Linked DNA regions of Mus musculus: region 2 is linked to region 1. Evidence: chromatin loops called from intact Hi-C (ENCODE). Cell type or tissue: left cerebral cortex. All regions are shown on one strand. Links, peaks and the distances in the headings refer to the core of each region. The heading gives the core; the rest is flanking DNA. Region 1 has its middle 72 kb from the start of Pcdh20. Region 2 has its middle 38 kb from the start of Gm41225.

Evidence for each region. Peaks named below come from ENCODE experiments on the same cell type or tissue, not always from the same donor. Only the 100,000 strongest peaks of a DNase experiment are listed, where the experiment ranks them.
Region 2: a loop joins it to region 1, with 5 times the contacts of the local background. A loop is called at or near these places in 2 of 42 quality-filtered maps.

What each region holds. Positions count from the first base shown.
Region 1 is chr14:88,540,675-88,546,069 of GRCm38, forward strand. No RefSeq gene overlaps it. Among named protein-coding and RNA genes, the nearest start is that of Pcdh20, 72 kb to the left of the region's middle. In left cerebral cortex, for the core only: no CTCF peak of the experiment used is centred there; a DNase peak (open chromatin) is centred at 3,117; H3K27ac peaks cover 460 bases.
Region 2 is chr14:88,595,845-88,601,239 of GRCm38, forward strand. No RefSeq gene overlaps it. Among named protein-coding and RNA genes, the nearest start is that of Gm41225, 38 kb to the right of the region's middle. In left cerebral cortex, for the core only: no CTCF peak of the experiment used is centred there; no DNase peak of the experiment used is centred there.

The sequences.
Region 1 (5,395 bases), core at 335-5,334:
ATAAAGTTCAGTTTCTACTTAAATGTTTTTAGAAGTTAATCCCTTTTTCCTCATTGCACGTGTGGCCCCTGTATCTTTATGTTTGAACACCTGGCCTGGAGTTTGTGGTATTGATTCTGAGGGCTGTAAGACCATTAGAATGTAGAACCTTGCTGAAGTTGTGGTATTGATTCTGAGGGCTGTAAGACCATTAGAATGTAGAACCTTGCTGAAGTGAGATGGTGATTTTGGATGAGCCTTGAGGCTTATAGCCCTGCCCGATTTCTTGGCCTTCTCTAGGTTCCTGATTATTAATGTTAACATGTGCTGCAAACGTGTGCCCTTACTGACATGCTAGACTGCCTTCCTAAAAAGCAATGAGCAGAAATAAAATATTTTATCCTCAAGTTGCTTTTGCTCAGCCTTTTGCCAAAACAGCAAGAAAAGTAGGTGATATTATGAAGTTAACCAAAGTTGCTATGAGTACATTAGGGCATTAGTCTGGGTCAATAAGACAGCACTTCATAATACTCTACCCCACCTTCCAGATCTTACACTCTTTCCAAATCATCTTCATTGACATTTCGTAAGCTTTGTTGTGTTGGGGAAGATATTGATGTTCTGTTTAAGGCAACATTGAGTCTATTATTCTAAGTGCTTTGACCAGCTATTCATTTCATTGTTGTCTGCTACCCACTGCAAAAAGAAACTTCTCTGACAAAAAGGTTGATGGAAGGCCAGCTCTATGAATATAAACACAAATATTTTGAAGAGACTTTGGCAACACAAGCACTTAGCAAACTAACAGCTCCATACTTGGCCTTATGACTTGTTGACAGCCTATTTTTGTTTCGTATACACATAGAATTACAAAAATAAAGGTTCAGTGGTGAATAGATAACATGGACTATAGGACTGAAAATTTAAATTGAAAAATATAGTTATCGTTCAGAGAATACAGGTTATATTTAGAGCAAGTGTGTGGGGCAGTGGACTCACTGAGGAAGCCTGGTCCTTTGTTTTTCAAACTGTTTATTGTCATGGTGGAAAGTGGATGCATAAAATCATTCCCCATTTCTCAAGGTGGGCTTGAGATTAAATACCATTTTCAGGGAGGAATGTCTGGGAAGGGAATCTTATGGGCAATGCTTTCCGTGCCTCTAGGTACCTCACTAGTATAAAGATCTCTGTCTTGAGCTTATGTGACCACAAGTCAAGTCATTTTTTCTTTTCTTTCTTTCTTTTTATAAAGACAATCTTTAATTGGGGCTGGCTTACAGGTTCAGAGGATCAGTCCATTGTCATCAAGGCAGTAATTTGGCAGCATCCAGGTAGGCATGGTTCAGGAGGCGCTTCTACAATTTCATCTGAAGGCTGTGTTAGGGATGCTTCATCTACATGTAGAAGAACTTGAGGGATTGTCCTGATGTAAGGGGATGGGGGAGGCTGTGACAATATGACAGGGGCCTGTGCCAAGGGCCTCTTATCATTCCTTTAGGGTCTCCAGGGCTTCAAGCCTTTAGCTCAACCAAGAACCAGGCTTCCAATCATGGTACACTGCACCCCCCCCAAAGGAACTAAATACAAGGAAGTTTTTGGTAATAAAGGTGGGGTATGATGAAGTATATATTTTCAAAGAGATAACCGGACAAACCACATAGAGGAGGTATAGTAAATATGGGTGTGGATATCTACAGAGAGAGACGAAAGCTAAAGAACGCACTGGTTTTGAGTTTTGGAAACTAGAAGAAAGCTTGTGTTGTTCTATAGATAGTGATTGTGATGGATGATAGGTGAATTTTCTTATTAGGATGTGTTGACAGTGAGAGATTTCTTGACAATCAGTGAACAAGTTATGGGGAAGTATCTGGAATTATTAATGTACATATTACGAGCATGTGGGTGAAATTTGGAGTTGTAGGAATAGATTTGAATTCAAGAAGGAATTTCTGGTGCAGAAGGCATCAGCATGGTAAATTTTACACATTAAAATTAGAGAACTTCAGTGTTATGTTTTCTTCACTTCCTCCTTCACCATAATTTCCCAAGAGATATGGAAGATAAACAGTATTTTGTATTATAAATCCTATGTGACTCATCTACTATCTTACTTTACAATATGTATTGTATCATGTACTAACAATAGTAGTCTGCTTAGAATTGCTGCCTTAATATCAATTCTAGAGTACTGGGCTAACTCAAATTGAACATATCCTGAGCCTAATTCTGATCTATTCTCAACATGACTTTCTCAGTTTTACTAAAAGCACTCCCCTTTGTTCTGTGTATCAGCTAACATACTGACAGTATCCTGTCATGTCTCTAGCCATTTCAACCATGAGCACTGGTCTGCCTTTAGTATTGATTCAAATTGCAAGCTGTAAACTCAGTCATACTAATGCTTATTGTTTCCAGGTCTACAGCCACATGTGTTTTTAACTCATTGTTTTCAATTCTTCTAATGGATATCACTGAGCCTCAATGTTACCTTACCTTTGTCAACATAGGTCAGTAAATTTATTCTTCAGAATCTTTGGATTTTCTGATACAGTTTCAGAAGAGCTGTTTTCCCCACATCTTTGCATGAATTGCCCTAATTTAATTCAGGTCTCTCCTCAAATAAACTTTAGAAAGGATGCATATAATTACTGTGGTACTTTATTGCTCATGATTTTTTTGACCTTATTGTCTTTATTTATTTAATGAAAATACTAATATTTTATTATTCATCTAATTATACTTTCATCTGTTCATTATTTACCTCTGTCATTGGTATTTAAATCATATAACAACAATTCCTATTTATTTATTGGAAGGACTTAAAATACCATGATGAATGAATGAAAAAAAGGTGGAGGTCTATAAAAGATTTAGCAATGCAAATGTTTCATATTTGTCTCAATGCTGTCTCAAGTAGAACTATTGGACTAAATGAAGAGAAAATATTTAAAGATAGAGAAATTTGAAACCTAAAGCATTCTTTGGTTACTTCCACTAAGGCATTCACATATTTGGCCGTGAAAAGCCTGCATTTTCTATCTGAGCAGTCATGTTTCAGCTCTTGCCATTATGTTTGCCTTAAGAATCTTTGAAAAGTGCAACCAGACTGCCTACTTCCAGAAGGTTTTCTTTTCTTGTGCTGAATGTAGGCCTTTTATATTTAGAAGCACAAACTCTTTCCTAATTATATACAACCTACTGTTCTAAATTCTGCATTCCACTTAGCAGTTTAGTGCTGTGCGCTTTTCTCGGTACCAATTTTGGTGTCAGAAATTTGACATTTAGATTGCTTTTGAAAACCAATGGCAAAGTGGAATTCATACTGAATAAACCTTGCCTTTGCTTTCATAGTTCCATTTCAATTGTCTTTTCATTTATATACAATGATCTATCTGCAGTGTCATGGTGCCAATTAAAATACTCATCTGGATTTATAAATTCAGAGGAAATGTTTATTATCCTCGGTGGGATAATTTTGCTAATTGTTTTCCTCCAAACAAGGAGGGCTATAATGAAATTTGCTTAGAGCATTAAACATCTGTAAATGGCTCATATTTTTTAAGATCCTGTATTGTATAGGGATAAAGTAAGGGGAACATCAAAATACTAAGTAATTTTGATATCAGCTAGTTGTCATGTCTCTGAAATTTTCATGATATGATTTCTCCTGTGGAACTGCAGTACTTTTGTTTTTTGATGTGTTAGTTTGAGAGTTCTTTCTCCCCCTCATTCTGTTTTTGTAGCCCTTTCCTTATGCGTTTATGATTTGTGGGTGTAAAGCATGTGCTAAACATGAAACAGTGTGTTCATTACTATGTGTAGCTATTTATAATAAAGTGTGACTTTACGATTAAATGTTAATTTAAAAATAAAAAGAAAATGAAATCCAGCCTCTTTATCTTAGTGCATGTGCTGTTTAGTAAAAAAAACAAAAACAAAAAACAAAAACAAACCATTGAAATTGACTATTTTAAATGTGTCCTATAATGTCTTTGGTAAAATTTTGTAATAGAATAAAAAATAGTATTTTCAAAATCCCCCCAGGAAGTAGTCTAATGTTAGTCATGCTAGAAGGTAGTTTGAAAAAGGGCAAACTCATTAAATGATTTCTATGTGAATATTTTTATCTATAAAGTAAGAGTGAAATTATTGTGTTTATAGTTTATCCTTGAAGTACGTTTTCCCTTTCATTGTGAAATGAAAGTAGTTGGTTGTATTCCCAAACATTAGCTAAACTCTGAAGCCTCTCTTATAGCTTTTGGTTGTTTAACATTATCTTTCACTACATGTAACAAAGACAAAACAAGAATTGCCCTTGACATTTGGACATTAGAGATGAGAAATACTGTATACCAGAACATTTTGTGCTAGAGATTTGTGAAATTTATCACACAAAAGGTGTGTGAATTGTATTTATATCAGTCATATTTTCCGTGAACTTTCACATTCTCTAACGTAAAACTTTCTGTTTTTTCAAACGCTGTAAGGCAATTTTGCAGACAACCACTGCTGGCTTAGTTTTGATTTAAGCAAGCTGGATATTATGTTTTGCTTTTAGTTCCAGTAAAAGATTTAAGGACTTTTCTTTAAGAAAAGACATGATAACCTGATTTGTATTTTAATAATTTTATTGCATATAGTTATCATATTTTCTCCAAATATCTCTGTTTATGCCTTTGTATTTCTTTAAATTGAAAGGTAAATAACTTAGTAATTGAAATTCTACTAATTTTAATGCTGTAAGAAATTTTAAAATACATAATACAGGTGACATAATGAAAGACAGAGGGAGAGAGAGAACTGAATGGGAGAGGGGAGAAGGGGAAAAGGGGAAAATGACCAAGTATTGGAGGGAGGGGCAAGAGTGAAGCCCTGAGGGCCAGCAGAAAACAAAAATAATATATACTTATCAATTCTCTAACAGTAGTTTTACTTTGAAATAGAAGATAAAAATAGGGAATATGCTTTTCATTTTGGATGTCAAAATGTAATTACCATTGAAGCATTTTATAACATTGATCATCTTTTACAATTCTATAAAGCATAGCAGGATAGAAGTAAGAAAGCAGAAGTATGAAGAAATCATTGCAAAACTGTGTATTATTATTGGATTTGGCTTATATTATCTAATGATGAATTGTAACTTATCAATAATATTTGTGTTTTCTACTGTTCTTTTTTATTTTTAAACAATTTCTGTGATACTTATTCTTCTTGAGCAAAGTTTTATCCAATATAAAGTGCTGATGCCTACTCTCAGTATAAATGTAAAAGTAGAAAATGAAAGAAGAATATCCATCCAATCAAGATGTTAATACTATATGCAAATGTCTATCAAAGCTATCCTGATGAGTGGCTATGCTACAGAGAAAAATGTCCATTGCCAACAATGTAAATATTGAATCTCATGCCGGGC
Region 2 (5,395 bases), core at 248-5,247, 55 kb after region 1:
AAATAGTGATTTTTTTTACATGCGTTTTAAATTTACTTTATTTTCTTATTTTAATATTTTGGAAGAACTATCTATCATTCAGTTAATTCAATTTTTCTGCATTGTGTCTACATAAATAAAATATGTGTAAATCCACTTTTCAAAGCCATATTTTCTGTATTCAAGAAAACAATTACAATATAAAGAGTGAAGAGCTTAAATAAGGTGGAAATCATTAAAACCTGTCCAGGTCAAAAGGTCACAACAAGACAACTGAATAATTTTACAAGTATGGTAATAAATGGAAACTCTATCAAAGATTGGGAGAACCTAAAACTTCATAGGACAGTGACTATTCTGTTTTCTGTTTATCTGTCCTCCTTCCTTTTCTGTCTTTCTGTCTATACACCTCTCTGCCTATCATCACTCTACCAAATTACTCTATATGAAGTACAAACCTGCTAACATGACATTTTTGGAGGCTTATGTAAGTTAAGAAATTATAATGGGAAATTGGCTTATTTTATGCTATCTGCTTTAGATATGACCTGGATGGCATTATCCTGAGTGAGGTAACCCAATCAAAAAAGAACTCAAATGATATGTACTCACTGATAAGTGGATATTAGCCCAGAAACTTAGAATCCTCAAGATATATGTTACAATTTGCAAAACACATGAAACTCAAGAAGAACGAAGACCAAAGTGTGTACACTTTGCCCCTTCTTAGAATTGAAAACAAAACACCCATGGAAGGAGTTATAGAGACAAAATTTGGAGCTGAGACAAAAGGATGGACGATCTCAGACTGCCATATCCAGGGATCCATCCCATAATCAGCCTCCAAACGCTGACACCACTGCATACACTAGCAAGATTTTGCTGAAAGGACCCTGATATTGCTGTCTCTTATGATACTATGCTGGGGCCTAGCAAACACATAAGTAGATGCTCACAGTCAGCTATTGGATGGATCACAGGGCCCCCAATGGAGGAGCTAGAGAAAGTAACCAAGGAGCTAAAGGGATCTGAAACCCTATAGGTGGAACAACATTATGACCTAACCACGAACAACATTATGACCTAACCACTACCCCGGAGCTGTTGACTCTAGCTGCATATGTACAGAAGATGGCCTAGTTGGCCATCTCTGGAAAGAGAGACCCATTGGACACACAAACTTTATATGCTCCAGTACAGGGGAACGCCAGGGCCAAAAAATGGGAGTGGGGGGGAGGGGAGTGCAGGGGGAGGGTATGGGGGACTTTTGGGATAGCATTGGAAATGTAAATGAGGAAAATATCTAATTTAAAATATATATAAAAATGGGTGCTGACTTAGCGAACATCCATTGAGATCTAAATTTTCAGTGTAATGTTTGTTCACAAAAGTCAGCCTGATAGAAAGGAAAGCATAAAACATTGTTACAGATCAAGATGCCTGTTACTGAGAAGACAAAGGGAATTCAGAAACACATGCCATAAAGCTGAGGCATTTACAGTGTCTCCAGTAGCTGATTGCTAGTGCCAGAGCCCAACTGAAGAAAGGACATATAAGCATGGAAAGAACTAGGAAAGCAGCCTCTGCATAAGCACTGTAGGAAAGAAAGTATAATATTTTAAATGTGAACTAAGGAAGGGTGAGTTACACGAGGAGACAAGCAAGCACAGAATGAAGTCAAATTTAAAGCAATATTGCTGCTCCTATATGAAGCTGGATTCTGTTCTGATTACAGAGAAGTCATTGGAAGGCTAGTGTTAATGGACTATAAACATTTTCAATGCACAAGAAAAAAATATCAGTGAAATGATCTTAAATTGAAGACTTTAGACACTTAAACTGACTGTGAATACTAGAGCAGTTGATTGAGATTATTCAAAATTGGGAGTGGTAGAATTAAGTTTTGTGCTACTCAAGATGTGACTTCCATGTATCTATCTGATTGCAATCACCTAATCCTCTGATCTTTTCAAATGGTACATTTTCTTTCCTTTTTTTGCCCCTTTTATTTGTCTAATTGTTCCCAAGCCAACCAGAAACTCTGAAAAGTGGTGTGTTTTGCACCAGGGAAGAAACAAAAACAAAAACAAAAACAAACTACATATGGAGATTTGGAGTATTTGGAGAACTCTTAAATGACTGTATGTGCAGTAAATAACACGTGAAATGATTTTTAAACTTGGTATCAAATAAGCACATAATAAAAAAATTAGTTTACTTTTCCATGGATCTGTGAGGGTTTTTAATGGTTCATACCTGATGAAAGTGCAGTGCTTTAATCAAGTAATATCAGCTCAGAACAATTATGAAAATATTCAGGATATTTATTGAAAAGAGAGAGAGACAGAGATACACAGAGAAAGACAGAGACAGGGAGAAAGAAACAGAGAGAGATACAGTGAGAGCAAAGAATTTATAAATAAAGCAAAGAAATGTCACTGATACCTAACAACAGTCCCAAGACAAGATATCCATAAGCCCATTACAGGGAAGGTTGCTGGTAGGCTGCCTGTGCTTCTCAGTGTAAGCTGTTTCCATGACTTCACCTAATTACATGAAATGTTACAGATGATAAAGAAATGCCTCATTATTTTAAATGCCAATATCTTTATTAGCATATCTCCCCTCAGTTTCTCAATGTAGTCTTTATACAGACATTCTTTTCTAATTTTACTTTAGAGACTTCATGTGTTCTGTCAGCTTATATTTATTATACTAGACTCCTAATTTTATAATATGACTCCTAATCTGGTATTCTTTTTAAGTTTAATATGTATTTTTAAATCAGTTTTGTAGTCTCCTTGATCATAGTCAAAGCTTTAAATATGTTATCAAGAACACAAGATGACTTTGTTTTTAAGATATTTCAATGACATCTATTCAGAAATATTTACATTATCATAGTGAAAGAAAGAAATGTCTCAACTGAAATAATAGATTATATTTCCATGTAGCACATTCTAAGTAAAATTGTAGCTGCAAAATCATTCTATTACTGTCAAGAAAATTTAAAAATTTTAAAGGTTTTAAAAAGAAGTCTTGCAAATAAAAATAAGCTTTGTAATATTTTTAAATATAAATGAATCTGGTGAAGTATATTTAATCCTTTTTCCCAAATACAACTTTGTTTAACTTAACACATGAGAGGGAAAGAAGTACTAGATTTATTTCACCATCTGGTAAGTATTTCAGTTCATGTGATTGTACTTTTGAAGAAATCATTTACATGGACCTCAAACCAACCACCATCTCTTTTTTACAATGCTCTGTCTCTCTGTGTCTCTGTCTCTGTTTCTATCTCTCTCTCTGTCTCTCTGTCTCTCTGTCTCTGTCTGTCTGTCTGTCTGTCTGTCTGTCTCACAGCTTCAAAGGTAGTCGAATTTACTACTCTGGAGGGAAATGTGGTCATTACAGTGTCTTTTCCTTTAGAAAAGACAGTAAGCATATCAGAGACTCTTCTCTGCAAAGTGGTTCAGAAAGGTCTTTACGGAAATACAACCAGGGTGTAGCACTAACTTCCATATTTTAAGAAATAGTCTTTTGGGCAGGAATTTAAAGGCAATTAAACTAAATAACAAATAAATAAATATAGTCTCAGAAGCTTTGAAACAATATTTGAATGTTAAGTATTGATATATAGTAAAAGAACACAAATACTATATCATCTTATTTATTATTTAAGTTTATATTAGTATTTTTTAACATTTTTAACCCTTTCAGTTAGTAGGTTTACAATATAGATCTTGAAACTGTAAAAACATAATTCTTTTTTTTTTTTTTTTTTTGAGACAGGGCTTCTCTGTGTAGCCCTGGCTGTCCTGGAACTCACTTTGTAGACCAGGCTGACCTCGAACCCAGAAATCCGCCTGCCTCTGCCTCCCAAGTGCTGGGATTAAAGGCGTGCGCCACCACGCCTGGCGACCATAATTCTTATTAAATGACAAAGATAACATTAATGTCATCTTTTGTAATTCGGTAAAGAGGAAAGATTTAAGGACAATTCAAATAAGACCCAAGTGGTTAAAGAATTGTTTCTTCTACTAGAAAAATGTGTAACTTTTTCACAAAAATCTGTGCATTATTGATAGTTTCTGTGAGTTAATTTTGAAAGCTATAGATTTGGGAAATCATCTGGTGAACAAACAGCATTCAAAGACACCCCCTATGTGTCTTTGAATTAAGAAATTCAGGGCTATTCACTGGAAGGTTTGAAGCAGCCACTGATTGGATGTTGTCACTTCCCTTCATTTACCCATATGGAGGCTAATATGAATAAAGCTTCTATCTTATCATGTAAAATAAATCCAAAAGATATACTAAATTTCTAATATAATTTTATATAACATTGAAAATTTAAGAAAAATTTATAAATATTGAGAATTTTATACTTATTTCTCATTTATTCCCTATAGCATGACATTTTAGTTAATTTGAAAAGAAACTCAGTTATTTAGAACAACCTTTTAAAATCATATAACTGGATATTAGCCAAAAATAAAAGTACAGAATATCCAAGATACAGACCACAGAACTAAAAAAAGGTCAACAAGCTGGTTAGTTCATATTGTTTTTCCACCTGTAGGGTTGCAGACCTCTTCAGCTACTTGGGTACTTTCTCTAGCTCTTCCATTGGGGGCCCTGTGTTCCATCCAATAGATGACTGTGAGCATCCACTTCTGTATTTAGCAGGAACTGGCATAGCCTTACAAGAGACAGCTATATCAGGGTCCTTTCAGCAAAATCTTGCTGGCATATGCAATAGTATCTGTGTTTGGTAGTACCGCCCAGAGCTTGTGTCTCTAGCTGCATATGTAGCAGAAGATGGCCTAGTTGGCCATCATTGGGAAGAGAGACCCCCTTGGTCTTGCAAACTTTATATGCCCCAGTACAGGGGAACACCAGAGCCAGGAAGTAGTTGTGGGTGGGTAGGGGAGCAGGACGGGGGAAGGGTATAGGGGACTTTCAGGATAGCATTTGAAATGTAAATGAAGAAAATATCTAATAAAAAAATTGAAAAAAATAAGAAAGGTCAACAAGCTGAAGGGTACAGGTGAGGATGCCTCAGTCCCACTGGGGAAGGAGAAGAAAGCAACCCCAAGGGGGGTGTAAGGGAGGGACCTGGGAAGAAAAGGGAATTGTGTGCAGCAGGGGAAGAGGGGAACATGATTTGGTATTGTGTGGGGGGAAAGGACTGAAGCCCTGAGAGCCAACAGAATAAATGAAAACAGGCAACCTAGGGAGATAGAAGATTGGGGATACCCTCCGGATTGTACCAGAGACCTGGGATAGAAGACACTCTCAGGACTCAAAGAGAGGGACCTTAGATGAAATGCCTGACAGTAGGGAGAGGGAAGTTATAGAGCGGGCCTCCAGCAGGAAGACAGGGTATCAAATGAGGGAGGGGGTTGTCATTCCA